3 separate regions of the Mus musculus genome follow, and all the other regions are linked to region 1. A link is a loop called in an ENCODE intact Hi-C map of the cell type or tissue named here. Cell type or tissue: left cerebral cortex. All regions are shown on one strand.

Region 1 (5,000 bases):
ATTCTGTTAGGAAACAAACTTTGCTTTGGTTTTGGCAACAAAAGGGGTAAGGGAAGAGGGGGGAGGGAGGATAGCCCACATCCGGCCAGAGTTCCTCCTATGCTCTTGGGCATCTATGCCACTGACCTCACTTGGTGGGGGATGGGGAGGTGGACAAGGGGCAATCCCTGACCGGGTTATGGAAGAGAGGGCAGAAGGGGTGAGGTTCCCATGCAGATGAGAGTAAGTGCAGGGGGGCCTTGATGAACAGAGACAGTCTATGGTTTTAGAGCTTTATTGTAGAAAGGCAGGGAGAAAGGAGAGAAGGTGGAATGAGAGAGAGACTGGCCATGGCCAAGCGGAGAGAAGGGGGAAAAGGAGAGAGAGAGAGAAGAAAGGCTAGAGAGTTAAATGGAGAGAGCGAGGAAGAGAGTGAGGAGAGGAGAGGAGAAAGTAAGAAGAGTGTAAGGGGAGTAAGAGAGTGAGGTGGGGCCAAGCAGCCCCTCTTATGGTATGCTGCTATCTTTACTGTTGCTAGGTAACTGGGGCAGAGTCTAGCCTGAAGGTCAGAAGCTTGGGATGTTGCCTACGTGACTACTAACCATGGTTCTCTTGTGGGGGCTGGTGGGGGCGGGGGGTCAGTAACTTCAACAGGAGCCAGGGTTCCAGGAGACATGAGAGAACTCCTTCTATCCCATGTAGGTGAATTATCACCACTGGGTCCCGGGGTTCAACATAAAGTGTCAACTGGAAACCAGGCTGTCTGTGCATAGCCAAATGTCCCACAAGTCAGTAACATCTTTGTCAAATGTCTTCTTCACCTGTCATTTTTGATATCAGAACTTCATGATGCAAGTTAGTCTAGTCAGAAGTTAAGCTTGATTCTTTCCTTACTAATCAGCATCAAGTCCTGACATTTATATAAAACGTATTGGGAACTTGATCCTTATCTCGACAATCAATGCCTGCCTAAATTAGCATAGGTTTATTTAGCTTATTTTCATAGCCACCAGTCTCTCTTTTCAGATTTTGTCCGATTGAGTGGCCATGGTGGCATTTCTTAAGTTAAGAGTCTGAGTCACTAACACTTCCAGAATTCCTCATAATCTATGCCTCAGCCCCTCAACTAGATCATGGCGAATGCTCCACACTGTCTTCCAACCTGCCAAGTGATCTGTCTCCTTCAGAACTTTAAAGCAGCTGTTCCTAGAAGTCTATTCTGGTAACTAATCATCGGAATTCCTTTGAATAAACAAATATGCAGCTTATATCTGAAATGCTACCTCATCTCAGAAGTTTCCTTTTCTCCCCTTTAAAGTTTAAAAGAAGGCAAAAAGCAACCCTTAATCTATTTAAAACAAGAAACCATAATACTTTTGACATAATGCATTTCCTTTACTGTAAGTAAGGAATACTTGCTAATTAAACACAAAACAAAAAACTCTTTCTGTGTAACTGGAGCACTGTGGCTCACACCTACAATCTCAGCACCACTGAGGCCAGGGTAGGGGTAACACGAGTTCTGGCAATCCTGGCTAGTAAGCAAGATACAAGCAAGCAACAGCAACAATCACCACAAAGCCAAAGCCAAAAAAGCCCATCTATGGAACCTGCATAATACAAGTAAAGCCAGCTTTAATACACAAGGAAGGTAGAGAAATTTGGGGAAACATTTTTAGTATGTTTGGGGTATTCTTCCCGAGGTACATTTCCCCACATTTTGTTTAGGCTAGTACGTGTTCCTTTATTATAAACAAATATAAACCAAGTAACTATTTAGTGTTCATTAAAAAAGAAGACATATTTATCTGTTTTCTTAGTTTTGCCGTTACGGCATTTGACATTTTGGTTGTAGTGATAGACTTGAAGCTGTCAAATCTATCAGCAGAAGTAGAGCTAAATCAAAGGTATTATTTTCCGGTATCTTATTGTAGTTTTGGCAAAGTCAAATCTGTCACTAAGATCCGCCCCTTTATCTGTTCGCTGAAATAACAACTGAACAAGTCTTTAGGTCAATTTTTCCGCCTCACTTATTTCACAACTTTAAAGTGAGGTGCAAGAACCTCTGGTTCGACTTTCAGCCTTCCTCCCGGGTTCCTCCTGGGACAGACCTCTGGACGAACCCCGACCCCAAGTCCCAGCTCGGCTTCCAGGAGTCTGCACAGATCAGGCCATTGAAAGTTCCAAGAAGCCGGGCTGGCTGTCGCCCACAGGCTGCTCTGGGCGACAAACGTGGTTTAGGAACGCGGAAAAGCGGAAGCCCTTGGACCTCCGCGCCCCGCCCTCGGCGCCACTACCACGCCCTGCGCGAGACTCAGACCAGACACATCGAGCGCAGAATGGCGATGCCTCTCTGCCAGGCGTCTCCATCAGAAGCCAGCAAAGCCCAGCAGCGGGCAGTAGCTGTCCTTCCCGAACGCCGGGCGGGCTGCGGTCACCCCCCAGCCAATCCCGAGCCGTCGCAGACAGGCAGCGAATCGGCGGCCGGCATTCCAGGCGCGATGAGTCGAACTCCGACGCGGGGATCGGGCGGCCCGCGGAGCCGGGGCTGTTTCTCAGCAATCCGTGCCAGGCGTGGCTCCAGGCCTTTCCACTCCGACTCTGCGCGTGCGCCCGCCCGGCAGCCGGCGGCCGCGGTGTCCGCTGCAGCCCGCCGCCAGGGAGTCGCGCCGATGCACGGGCAACAACGCGGGCCACGATGACAGATTACGGCGAGGAACAACGCAACGAGTTGGAGGCTCTGGAGTCCATCTACCCCGACTCCTTCACAGGTGACTTTGGCGGCCTCCTGCTCCGGGGCGGAGGCCGGGGCCCCGCGGCCCTTCCTGCCGCTCTCCAGACAGTTTCCAGCACTCGCCTGCTTCCTTCCCCACTGTCCTGAAATCCGAAGGTCCGGGTGGCTCTGCGGAGGCCCTGGAATTGGTCCTGACCGCTTTGGTTTCGCGTAACCTCCGTCATCCGAGATTCACTGAAGCACGCGGGGGGTGGGGGGAACTAGCAGTGCGATGAGTTTCTCCAGAGCCGCTTAATGTCCCCCCTTTACCTCCTATTTTAAGCTCTGGTGAAGTAGCAGCTGTTTTCCCTGCTGAGAAGATTGGGATGCTGGCTTTTGAGAGCAGCACACTCGGGGATGTCTTATTCTCTCTATAAGAGTGATCAGGCATTCTGCAGAATGCCTGATGAACGATGTGGTCGCTGTGGTTCTTAGGTATCTTAGACGTCGTCGAGGTTCTGGAGGCCCAGGGAAGGCAAGTGGCTTGTGCTCTCCCTCCTCCAGCCAGAGGTCCTTAGTTCTTACATCCTGAAGACTTCGGTTAAGGATTCAGCCTCAGCTTAGATGTAGGAAGAGCTGATTGGGTCTAAGGGAAAGCATCCGTCAGGAAATTCATTAGTAGAATCTTTCCTTGTGAGTCTGTTTCCATGGAAAACCTATCTATGGGTCTTCTCAAATTAGGGAAGCACTCAAGGTAAAGTCAGTATGAACGTAGGCTGGGGATTGATGGGATTTACATTCCACAACCCTTCCTCCAAGTGTTGTCAAGTATTACTTAGTGTCTGAATTAAGAACCCAAGGCATATTACTTTAAATCCTAAACCATCCCTTTCATTGCTTAGCTTAGTTTTCTTTCTTGGCTTCACTTTTTGACCAACTTTTTGCAATGGAAGCAAATTTTGTTCTGCTTTGCCAACAGGCAGATGTCTCTCAGCTACTCCTGTGTAGCTCCAGTCGAGTTCATGTTCTCTCGCACCAGCAATACAGCTGTGTTGCGGATGTTAAGGGATGAGTGAAGAGGGGGTTGAGAGTGTCATTACCTGGGTGAGTGTATGTGTGGAGTCTGGCTTCCTTCTCTATCCTTGCTTATATGTCAGTGTCAAACTAAAATAAAGCGCTAGTGTCAGTTGTCCGATATAGTCTGAATTACGATGTTTAGACCTTTCTAGCACGTTAGAAATATAATAGGCATGAACCCTTTGTAGGCAGAAACAAAAATGCATGAGGCATACAGTATTTTTAACTTGTCTTAAATATTAGGTTATCCTTCACTAAGTTCCGCGCATGTGTGTCTTACAATGGCACATTTTTTATGTCTTAAAGCAGTATTGTATTGAATTTTGCTAGGTCCCAGTAGTAGTAGTATATGGAATTCTTGTCAGATGTACAAGTGCATAAGGAGCCTGAGTGAGCCAGGGTAACAAATGACGACTTACGATTATTTTGATGCACTCACCTATTCCATAGCAACCTGCTGAGCCTGCTTGTAATTCCTTTCTGCATCCATACACATTTTTGCAATAAAAACAATCTTGATTAATTGTTCTTAGGGATTTTGTATTGCTCTTGGTATTTTTTTTTTTTTTGAAACCTTTTAGGGAAAAGGTAGGACTTTTTGGTTTTTGGAGACAGGGTTTTTCTGTATAGCCTTGGCTGTCCTGGAACTCACTTTGTAGACCAGGTTGGCCTTGAGCTCAGAAATCCGCCTGCCTCTGCCTCCCAAGTGCTGGGATTAAAGGCATGCGCCACCACCACCCGGCTAGTTTGCAGGTTTTTACTTCATTTTATATCCTACTTAATACTAGATTTGGCAACTGCTCAGTCTGAGGAAGGAATTGGCTCTCCCACCCCACCCCACCCTGTCTTTAATGCATACCCAGTGAACTAGGAGAGAAGCATTTGTTAGGTCCACTGACCTTGTGTGATGTCAAAAAGGTGCACTTGTGGCCCACAGACCTAGCTGAGCCTTAGCATTAGTTGCTGTTCTATTGTTGGTGACCTTGTAGTCTAGTGCTACATTGGTCGCGAACTGTCATCACACCCCAGTTTCTTCTTTTTGCCTGTTCGGTAGCTTGGTTGCACTTTGACCCTCCTAACAACCTGTATAAACAGACTGTCTCAATACCATTCTCCCACCAGTTGTGCATCACTTGACAAGGATCTGGTAAGGTAGTAGAATTTAGTTATTTCCATTGCTCTATTAGAATAGCTGATAGAGGGGAGCTTTTTGGAAGTCAGTGGTTGACCT
Region 2 (5,000 bases), 69 kb after region 1:
GCTGAAATAAACATTTTTACCCAAATTGTTTTTGTTCATGTTTTTTTTTCCTCCCACAGCAATTGAAATCCTAATAAAACATCTCACCACTCCTTGTTACCCTAGAAATGGATAGCCATGGGCCAATAGAAAGTTTAAGAAAAAAATCTTCCCACCACCCTTTCCTTGAAACCTATAAGAGACTCCTGTTCTGGCCCAAGGATCTGCACTTTACTCAGAGAATTACTGTTGCTGCATATAATTCTTACATCACTGGGCAATTTACCTGAGTCCTCCTTTAACCCCAAACACAACACCTTTGATTCATAGTTAAATACTTGCGTTTTTCTTCTTCCTATTTTCATGTCAACACCTTGATACCAGCCTTGCCCATTTATTTACATTGTGTTTATGGGTCATTTTCCTCACTAATCCTGGATTGAAGAGAAAGATGAATCTCATGGATACTGGTAATGGAGCAAATCTGGAGGGGGAGTTTTAGCTACCCCTTATTTAGATATTCTGCAAAGTTTTTTTTTTTTTTTTTTTAATCTTGCATTAGCCTTTTACTTAAGCAATATAAATACTGGTGATCCGAATTTATGTGCCTTTAGTCAAAATCTACACAAAAGCTAAATACAAAAATTAGCATTTCTTCAAACTACATGTTTCAAAACTTAATTTTTTTGGAACATCTTTTTTTTTTTTTTTTTTTTTTTTTTTTGGGAATCTGCTCCCTCTAGTGACCTAGGCCTGAAATTAGACCAGTCATTGGTTGGCCACTCCCTCAAGTTCTGTGCCACCTTTGCTCCAGCACATCTTACAGGCAGGTTGTAGGTAGCAGGTTTTGTAGCTGCATTGGTGTTCCTGTCCTCCACTGGAAGCTTTGCCTGTGAAGAAACACAGGAAACCTGCCCCAATCTCTGCGCGTCAAATACTGCACTCTCCTGTCCCTGCATGCAGCCAGAGCAGTTAGTACCCCTTTCCCCTAACATAGATGCTTCAGGCCTTATGAAGAGGGCAGACAAAAGAGAGCCCAATCTGGCGCCGGAATATTGTGATCCTTCCTTCATAAAAGCACTCTCCCAAGCACAGATGGCTCCGACCTTTGAAGGAGACAGGAGTTAGTATTCTCGAAGTGATAAAGTCCACTCATTCTCAGGCAGCTGTGACTGCGTTATAAAAACACGCTGGTCTTTGATAAGTTATGTCTTCCCAGGTCAAAAAGGTCTTGTTCCAGCTGCGCAATTCCTCCTCCCTGTCTGAACAAATACTATCGGTTCTCTTTTCCTCTTCCCAATCATGTAACACCAGGGGTTGAGAGCCCCAGTTTATGCATCCTCCTATATATACCTTAAACCCCTAGATTTAGGGGTCACTGTGCATTGGGAAAGATAGCGAACCGGGTCCCGGTTAATAAAAACTCTTTGTATATTACATTTGGTCTTCCAATTTCTGGCAGTCTCCTGGGGTTCCCGCAAACTGGGCATAACAACCTGGTTACAGAAGATGGCCAGTTCATCTTTTTTCGTTAACTAATACTGTCTTGGAGGAAAAGACGAGTCAAGTGGGAAGCTGATGAAGGAGGAAATCTGGAAGCAGAGTTTTAGTTGCCCCTTGTTTAGACATTCCACAAAGTTCTGTTTTCTGAACGTTTTTATACCTCTGGAGAAATGATTTCATTGTTGTTGGCCTCGCAGCTAATGGTTAACTGCTAATGTGCTCATTTTTAGCTTGAAAATGTTCTGTAAGAGTACTTTCACTCTTACAATGACTTCGAATTTTTTTTTTTTTTTACTAAAAGAAGGAATTCTACTAAAGGAAATAGTATTTCCTCCATGCATCACGTTCAACGATACCCAATAATTTAAAAATATTATACTTGTCAGATTATGTCATCCTCATATTTAAACACGTCCGTAGTTGCCTCGTAGATCAATCCCCCAGAGGGAGAAACAGACTGTTAACACTGGATAAGCAACTTTGTAATATTGACAAAGGAACTTGTCTTAATTAACCCGCAGAACATAATTTAGAGCTCAGATACTGTGTAAACAGGAACAGGTGTTTGCCGCAGAATCAGACATTTAAATGTACTCAGAATCTAGTTACGGTTTTAGCATATCTGGAGTGGAAACTGCAACTGGAAGGTGGGAGGGGCAGTGATGCTCTGATGTGCAAGCGAAAGTTGCAAAAATCCCTCACAAGTCCCACAATGCACCGCAACTCAGACGGATCTGCAGCGGGGCATGCTGGGATCTCTACCCTCTCTGGCCAGTGAGGAAGGTCTGTTGTGACTGCGGAGGACTCTTGGAGGCCTGGGCTCTCTTTTGGGTCGCGGCGCGGCAGTCTCGGGAGGTCTGTCCTTGGCGATCGGGCGGGCTGTGTGGGGCGCGCTTTCGGGCGGTGGCTGGCTCCTGCGGTGGGGAGGAGCGGCGGTCTAGCCGTGGGTCCGGGTCTGCAGGCCGGCTCCGGGTGGCCGCAGGTCCGGTTCCCTGCGCCCCACCGGTGCGACGTTGGCTCAGAACTTTGACAGATTCGGGCCTTACCACCTTCGCCATCCCGTACCCAGGCTAGCCCTTCGAAGGTCCCCCCTTACTTGTAGTGTGTCCTTTATCTGCAGTGCCCCAGTCCTTGGAAGAAACGAAACTAGGTATCGATAGAACTTCCTTCTAGAAACAGAAACTTATTACTGTCTGAAGAGAAACGAGAAAAAGGAAAATGTAGAAAGATTTTGTAAAGCTGAAATTAGATGAAGGGAATAGTTGCCCTCGTTTTTCCTTCCTATTACTAAAATACGTGACAGCCAGGTGATAGTCTAGGGGAAGGTCTGGGTTTGTGATTGCGTTAAAAGGTTTTGTTTTGTTTTAGCACCTCCCTACAAGTAGTCCATCTCCCATTAGCCCATCAATCTCATAACTCGTTTGAAAATGAACTTCCGAGGGTTGAGCTGTTAGCTAACCTAATGAAACCAGCGTCTATACCCCAGTTTCCTAGATCTTGGCGGTAAGTGCTGTTTTCCTACAATGCTCACAGCTTTTACCTTTGGGCTCTGCGGTGTTTACCTTCCATCGTTATCTGACTGTAGTGACCTGTCTGGTCCAGGGTTTCCATGTATGTAAAACCACAGCAGTGGTATTAAGTTTGACACATATAAAGCTCTGAAGTGAACTAAGGTGGATTTACCCTCCTCATTCTACTACATGCAAGTAAATATGTTGATCAACATTAGCCTTCTGTTTTACTTTATTTTACATGGACAACTTATTAAATATACTTTTTTTTCTACCTGTTGGACGAAATGCCTTGTATTATTGTTTTTTGAGATGGAGTCTCACTATGCAGCCCTGAATGGTTTGGAACTCAGCTATGGCTGGCCTCCAACTAACAGATCCACCTGCTCTCTGCCTCAGGAGTGCTGAGATTAAAAGGGTGTATCACCAATGCCTTGTTGAAATGTTTTACTCATAAATTTTCTTATTATTACCTCTGATATCTTGACATTCAGGCACAATATCCTTTATCTAGAATATGTAGAAATACAATACTAAACATAAAGTTTGTTTGTGTCATATATAGCTTGTATTTTAAAACATATTTCTCTGTATGTATTTCTATTTTCAGTGTGCCAGTGTTTTGACTGTCCTACATCGTGTGATCAGGCATAGATCCACTTGGGACCTGTCTGCTCAGAAGGTTTGAGATCAGGCATAGATCCACTGGGACATGTCAGCTCAGAAGGTTTGGATTTTGGAGCATATGGAGTTTAAATTTTTGGATTAAGAATGCTTGACCTGTAGCTAGGCTTTCTTAGGACATATTATAAATAAGTGTGTTTATTTAAGGAATGATAAGTACAGTGAATTTTTCTTTGCCAAAGCTAATATAGCTCTAAATACTCCACAGAAGAGTCCCAAATCATTTTTATGAAATGTGCTTTTCTTCAACTTTGACTTTCAAATTTACAATTTTGTTTTACTTCTATTCTAGGCCCATGCTCTGCCATGCTTTCCTGCAACATATGTGGTGAAACTGTAAACTCAGAACCAGATATGAAAGCTCACCTAATTGTTCACATGGAAAATGAAATTATCTGTCCATTTTGCAAGTTGTCAGGTATAAATTACAACGAAATATGTTTTCATATCGAAACTGTTCATTTTGAACAAAATGCACCAGAAAAAAACTCTGAGAAGCTAGCTGCAGTGCAATATGGACATTCAGACCGAAAGAACACCAACCTGCAGAGTACAGCGGAAGTTACTTCAGGCATTCATTCAGCTTGTGCATCTAGCTTTCCAAAAGAGTCATCTGAAAGCCTTCCTAAAGATAGGACTGTAAAGCATGAAGCTTTTTATACAGAGAACATAACTGAATCTAGAAAGTACCAAAAGAGCAGAGAAAAGAAGCCTGGATTGTCTGAGGCCCAAGGATCAATTTATGAAACAACATACAGTCCTCCCGAATGTCCATTTTGTGGAAAAATTGAGGGGTGTAGTCAAGATATGGAAATTCATGTGAAAACAAAGCATGCCAGTCTTTTAGAAAGTCCATTAAAAGGTAAAGTACTCAATTTATTTAAATTGTTATAAAAGCGGTAGTCTCAGTTTAATATGTGGTATCCAATGAGTTGGCTTGTCAATTGCTACAATTGTGCTTTTTAGATTCAATTTACGTTCATAGTATTTTTCATTTGCTATCATTCCAATATAAAAATTATAAAGAGTTTGATGCAGATATAGAATGCTTTAGCTAAAGTAAGAGCAGTTTTGGTAACTTTCTAGTTTCTAGAGAGCATTTGTACTACCACTAGCCCAGAACATCTCAATTGTCCTAGACTGTGGGTTGGTGTTAATGAATTTTAGTTTGCACTCCATGATGTTTATTTAACAAAACACACTGATACTGAGCCTTTTGGACTTGCTGAGACTTATTTTATAGCTGGAGATAGAGATACGGACTATCTTGGTTCATGTTTCATGAGTCTCTGACAAATATGTTCCATTTTCTTGAGTATCATT
Region 3 (5,000 bases), 400 kb before region 1:
TTTAAGCTCCCATCTACATTTCTGGACTAAAACTCCTTTCTCAACTCACCCTCCTATCTTCTTTCTCTGAATTTGAGAGTCAAGAACCCAGAGCTACTAATTCTGTGAAAGTTTTGTTTACCTGTGACTTTGTGACACCATAATTCTTGAGTTCAAGCCCTTCTGAAGCTAGGATGCCCTGACCTCTTCAAGGACCCTACTTTTACACTCATGGACCCCAGTTTCCTACATCAGTGTGAGCTACAAAAAAGCCTGCCTTTTCTCTTCACAGACAGTAAAGAATGGAGGATCTCAGTGGTCTTTAATCTCTGATTACTGACACGCTCAATTTTCTAGAGGACTTTCTCCTGTTCCTATTCCAGATTTGTTTGAGGCTCATTATAACAGAAAAGTTGTCAATGTGATTTCAAATGAGTCCATTAGGTATTATAAGCAAGCACCCTAACTAATTGCACTATCCATTGAACTATAATTAACAGAACTAATTTGGTCTATTTACCTTCTAAGAGTTAGTATCTGTAAGGGTTAAGTGAAATTCTCAACTATTTATATCATTATGCCATTTCAATTGCTCTTTCTCACTAGAGAAAAGTTTTTTTTTTAATTTAGAGTAACAGTATGAAGATTTGTATTTTCTCATTTAAATGGAGAAGTATGAGACAAAAAAAGACTTAATATACTTGTTTTTTCACATGCAGAGGCTGAAAGTTAAATGGTTCTGACATCCTTTGTCCCAACTGTATTGAGTTTTCTGAATCTAAAATAGTGTAATCCTGAATCAGGCAAATCATCACTCCTACCACTCTGTACTGCCTGCTCACAAAAGTTCTGGGTACAAAACTTTTTTTTTTTTTTTGATGAATTCCATTCATCAATGACATTTTTGATGTCTTCATAGAAAAACTCAATTAAAAGCAGGATAATCAAATAACCACCAGTGTAATGGGCTATTTCCTGGTTGTTAGCTTGACTATATCCGAAATGAACTACAATCCAGAACTGGAGGGCTCACCTGTGATCCAGATTTTGAGGCTGGAAGACACAAGTTTCTGATCTGGCTCTTGTCATGGAGATCTTGAGACATGATGACCGTGAAAAGCTTAGGCTCAGGCAAGGTAGTACAGGCCTTTAATCCCAGGAGACTGAGGCAAGGTGATATCTGGATTCAAGGTCAGCCTGGGACAAAGCAAGTCCTAGATCCAGGCATGGTGGTATGCACCTTTAATCTGAGCCACACTTTCTCATAGAAGCCTACCCAGGGACATTGGAAGAAGGAAGATTCACTCTTTTTCTTTTTCTTTTTTATTAATATTTTTTATTACTACGTATTTTCCTCAATTACATTTAGAATGCTATCCCCCATACCCCCCACACACACACACTTCCCTACCCACCCATTCCCATTTTTGGGCCCTGGCATTCCCCTGTACTGGGGCATATAAAGTTTGCGTGTCCAATAGGCCTCTCTTTCCAGTGATGGCCGACTAGGCCATCTTTTGATACATATGCAGCTAGAGTCAAGAGCTCCGGGGTACTGGTTAGTTCATATTGTTGTTCCACCTATAGGGTTGTAGATCCCTTTAGCTCCTTGGATATGTTCTCTAGCTCCTCCATTGGGGGCTTTGTGATCCATCCAATAGCTGACTGTGAGCATCCACTTCTGTGTTTGCTAGGCCCCAGCCTAGTCTCACAAGACCTACTTCTACAGAAGACCAGTTCAAACAACTAGCCTCACGGGACGGAGCAACTACCAAACTCTTCGAATTCCTATTAACAGTTGACCAATGCTCGGTGAGTTGAACTACAGACTATAAGTCATCACAATACATTCCTTTAATATATAGAGAACTCATTCCATAAGTTCTGTGTCTTTAGAGAACCCTGACTAATACAACCAGCCTTGGTGTTTTTGGTAAGGTGGTCTTCCATAATACGTAATATATTTTTTAATGCATTCCAATGGCTGAAATGATGCCAGGAATGTCTTTCATGTCTTATTACCAAACTATAGAGTAATAAAGCTGTTGATTCAACTTTCAAAGTCCACTTACCAAACTGTATGCTAAAGGGGTCTGTATTAGTCAGAGTTTTACTGCTGTGAACAGACACCATGACCAAGGCAAGTCTTATAAAAAACAACATTTAATTGGGGCTGGCTTACAGGTACAGAGGTTCAGTCCATTATCATCAAGGTGGGAGCATGGCAGCATCCAGGCAGGCATGGTGCAGGCAGAGCTGAGCGTTCTATGTCTTCATCCAAAGGCTGCTAGTGGAAGACTGACTTCCAGGCAACTAGGGTGAGGATCTTATGCCCACGCCCACAGTGACACACCTATTCCAACCTGGTCACACCTATTCCAACAAGGCCACACCTCCAAATGGTGTCACTCCCTAGTCCAAGAATATACAAACCATCACAGGGTCCAACAGTTATTTGTGCTCATAATTTTCTCACACACTGCTCCCACACTCAAGCCTCAAGGGATGAGGTTTCACTGGTATCATTTAGTAGTGTGGCGCCTGAAAAATGAACGAGAATTCCCACTAATTCTGTGAAACCTTAAGCTACATTAAGGACATTGGCTAGCAGGGTCCTAGTTGAGCATTTTAGCTCCTGCTGCACTGTACTAGCTGGAAGCAAGCCGTGGAACTGGCCTGAACCAGCCAGCAAAACTGGGGCGATCCAGGAGGCAGACAGGCCACTGACTTGGAGACGCGGGAGTGTGCTCAGAACCCGCCCTACTTGACTAGCTCCTCCCGACCAGACCACGCCCCGCCCGTCTGTCTTATATAAGCCTCCGCCCCGCCAAGCTCCGCCCCGTCAAGCCCCGCCCCGTCAAGCCCCGCCCCGCTCCGCGTCCTGCCTGCGAGTTACGCTTGTAGAGTCCCGGCAACTTCTCGCATGCTCTACCGGCCTTCCGGTCTGCGTTACCCGCCGCTGCCCTGCCATGGCTCAGCACTTCTCCCTGGGCGCCTGCGACGTGGTCGGCTTCGATCTCGACCACACGCTGTGCCGCTACAACCTGCCCGAGAGCGCCCGGGTGAGTGGCACGGACAGCCTCTAAAGGCGGCTGTGTAGAGTGTCGTAGGTCCCCGGCCGCTGGGCGGAAGTGTACTTTCAGGGGTTCTGCGGTCTTGAGGAGGAAGCCAGGGGCAGAAGATAGCGCAAGACCGAGCCGGGAAGCCGACTTGTAGAACCCTGAAAAAGCGGGGTCAGGGGCTTTGTGTGTCATTTGTTGATCCCAGGCCCTATTATTTTTTCCAACTCCTCTGGGCACCAGCTGAGTGGGTACAGCCACTTGTTTTGAACTTCAAGAAAACATGGCTGCATCTTTCCTTTTGCACACCCAAGTAATCACCTGTCAGAGTTTAAGTATTTCATACAGGGAGAGACTGTATAATAAATAGTATTGTGAGAAACACTGGGAGAAGTCGTTAACATCTTAGACCTCCTTTTGTCTTTACCAAGAGAAGAAAACAAGCATTTATTGTGCACGTACTACTTGATCTGTGCGTTTTAAATAAAGTTGTAATCTCAACAGAATCTACCCAGAATATGAGGGGATTAGATTGCTTTATTTGTAGGCTTATACCCTCATCTTAATCGCCCTGCTTTCTCTGACCCTTTGGGTTCACAAGAAACTAAAGAATTAAGAATATCACAGTGAGAAGTCTAAGCAGGACTCTGCAGTCAAAGTCCCTGGTTCGGGACCCTGGCACCAAGTGCCTAGCCCTGTGACACTGGGCAAATAATCTGGGTTCCTTCTCAATTAACCTTTCGAGGATTAAGTGTGCAGCCGATTGTTTGCTATTACGGTTAGCACCCACCACATCACTAGTGCAGACCACAGTCAGTGTAGTCCTGTCAGTGCCCCAGTTGGTCAGATTCTCCAAAATCAAAAATGAGGCTCCTGAATCACTCCGGTGTGTTTTCAAGCATACAGATGCTTTAAAAAAAAAAAAAGGTGTGTGTCCCTGCTGGGGCTCTGTTTTGCTTGCCAGTTGCACAGATCTCATTTCCTTTCTCATAGTTTAAAGACATTTAAGTCTTGGTCCTTTGGCTACTCTTTCAGAGTGTTCTCTGGGTGCTAATTTCTTTCCTTCCACGGCGTTCAGATTCCAGTCTGGTTCATCTTATGCCCTTCATCTGTATTCACTGTCGTTCATGGAGAATGTTGTTTAACCTCTGTCATGTTAAAAAGCCAGTTTTGTGCGTGTGTGAGCATACACATTTTAGGATAGAAGATTCAGAAGATACTCTACTGCAAGTTTTGAATCGCAGTGCTGATTAAAGGCTGAAAACGATACCCTGGTGAATCTTGGTTATGCTTGGTATAGAAATCCTAAGTCTCACCGAGTGCTGAACACCAGGACATAGTTAGGGACACACATCAACCACACACAAGTAGGAGCCTCTCTGTGGTTAGCAACCTGTTACCAGAAAGACGATGTAAAGTTCTTTTGCATTCTTATGGGGGAGAGGAGTATTTGCCAAGGCTTGCTATTGCCTGTCCCGGAGGGAGGGTCTCTTCCCTTCCATTCAGTGTCTCTTCATCATGTGGGGTCTCATCTTAAGTACTTAAATTATGAAATCACCCTCCCACCGCCGTCCTTCTCTTCCCTCCTAGGAAGCCTTTTGTGTCACCACTTACAATTTCTTTAAACCTTACTTCTCCAAATGCTCAGCAGAAGCTTTATATATTCTAGTTACTCTTTGGACTCCCCCACCCCCAGCCCCCGAGAGCCTCTGTCTTCTGAGTTACAGAAAACAGTGTTTTCTATGTCTTGAGCATACTGGGCTTAGTGATTTACGATGTGGTTGGAATTAACTGAATATGATGACACAGTCACTTTTTTTCCCCCTTTTTGGTATGGTGTATGTATGTAAAAGTAGCTTTTGCTCCCCTCACGTCATTGTTGGCTTCATCTGCTAGTCTAGGCCTAGTCTTGGAAGGTTCTAGCCTATGTACAATCTTATCGAGGCCTAGAAGGTTTAGTCT

What was found. Peaks named below come from ENCODE experiments on the same cell type or tissue, not always from the same donor. Only the 100,000 strongest peaks of a DNase experiment are listed, where the experiment ranks them.
Region 2: it touches region 1 in a loop (5-fold over the local background); 7 of 42 quality-filtered maps call a loop at or near these places.
Region 3: it touches region 1 in a loop (4-fold over the local background); 5 of 42 quality-filtered maps call a loop at or near these places.

What each region holds. Positions count from the first base shown.
Region 1 is chr10:34,017,116-34,022,115 of GRCm38, reverse strand. Rwdd1 (RWD domain containing 1) reads left to right here and starts at 2,500. Exons shown (of 7, transcript NM_025614.3): 1 at 2,500-2,750. The coding sequence starts at 2,678. In left cerebral cortex, a CTCF peak has its summit at 2,603; DNase peaks (open chromatin) are centred at 2,397, 2,951 and 3,142; H3K4me3 peaks cover 2,473 bases; H3K27ac peaks cover 1,452 bases.
Region 2 is chr10:33,948,468-33,953,467 of GRCm38, reverse strand. Zup1 (zinc finger containing ubiquitin peptidase 1) reads left to right here and starts at 2,209. Exons shown (of 11, transcript NM_001359455.1): 1 at 2,209-2,337; 2 at 3,604-3,720; 3 at 3,970-4,539. The coding sequence starts at 3,984. In left cerebral cortex, no CTCF peak of the experiment used is centred here; a DNase peak (open chromatin) is centred at 2,196; H3K4me3 peaks cover 1,659 bases; H3K27ac peaks cover 642 bases.
Region 3 is chr10:34,416,402-34,421,401 of GRCm38, reverse strand. Nt5dc1 (5'-nucleotidase domain containing 1) reads left to right here and starts at 2,851. Exons shown (of 12, transcript NM_176968.5): 1 at 2,851-3,041. The coding sequence starts at 2,949. In left cerebral cortex, no CTCF peak of the experiment used is centred here; a DNase peak (open chromatin) is centred at 2,814; H3K4me3 peaks cover 1,405 bases; H3K27ac peaks cover 523 bases.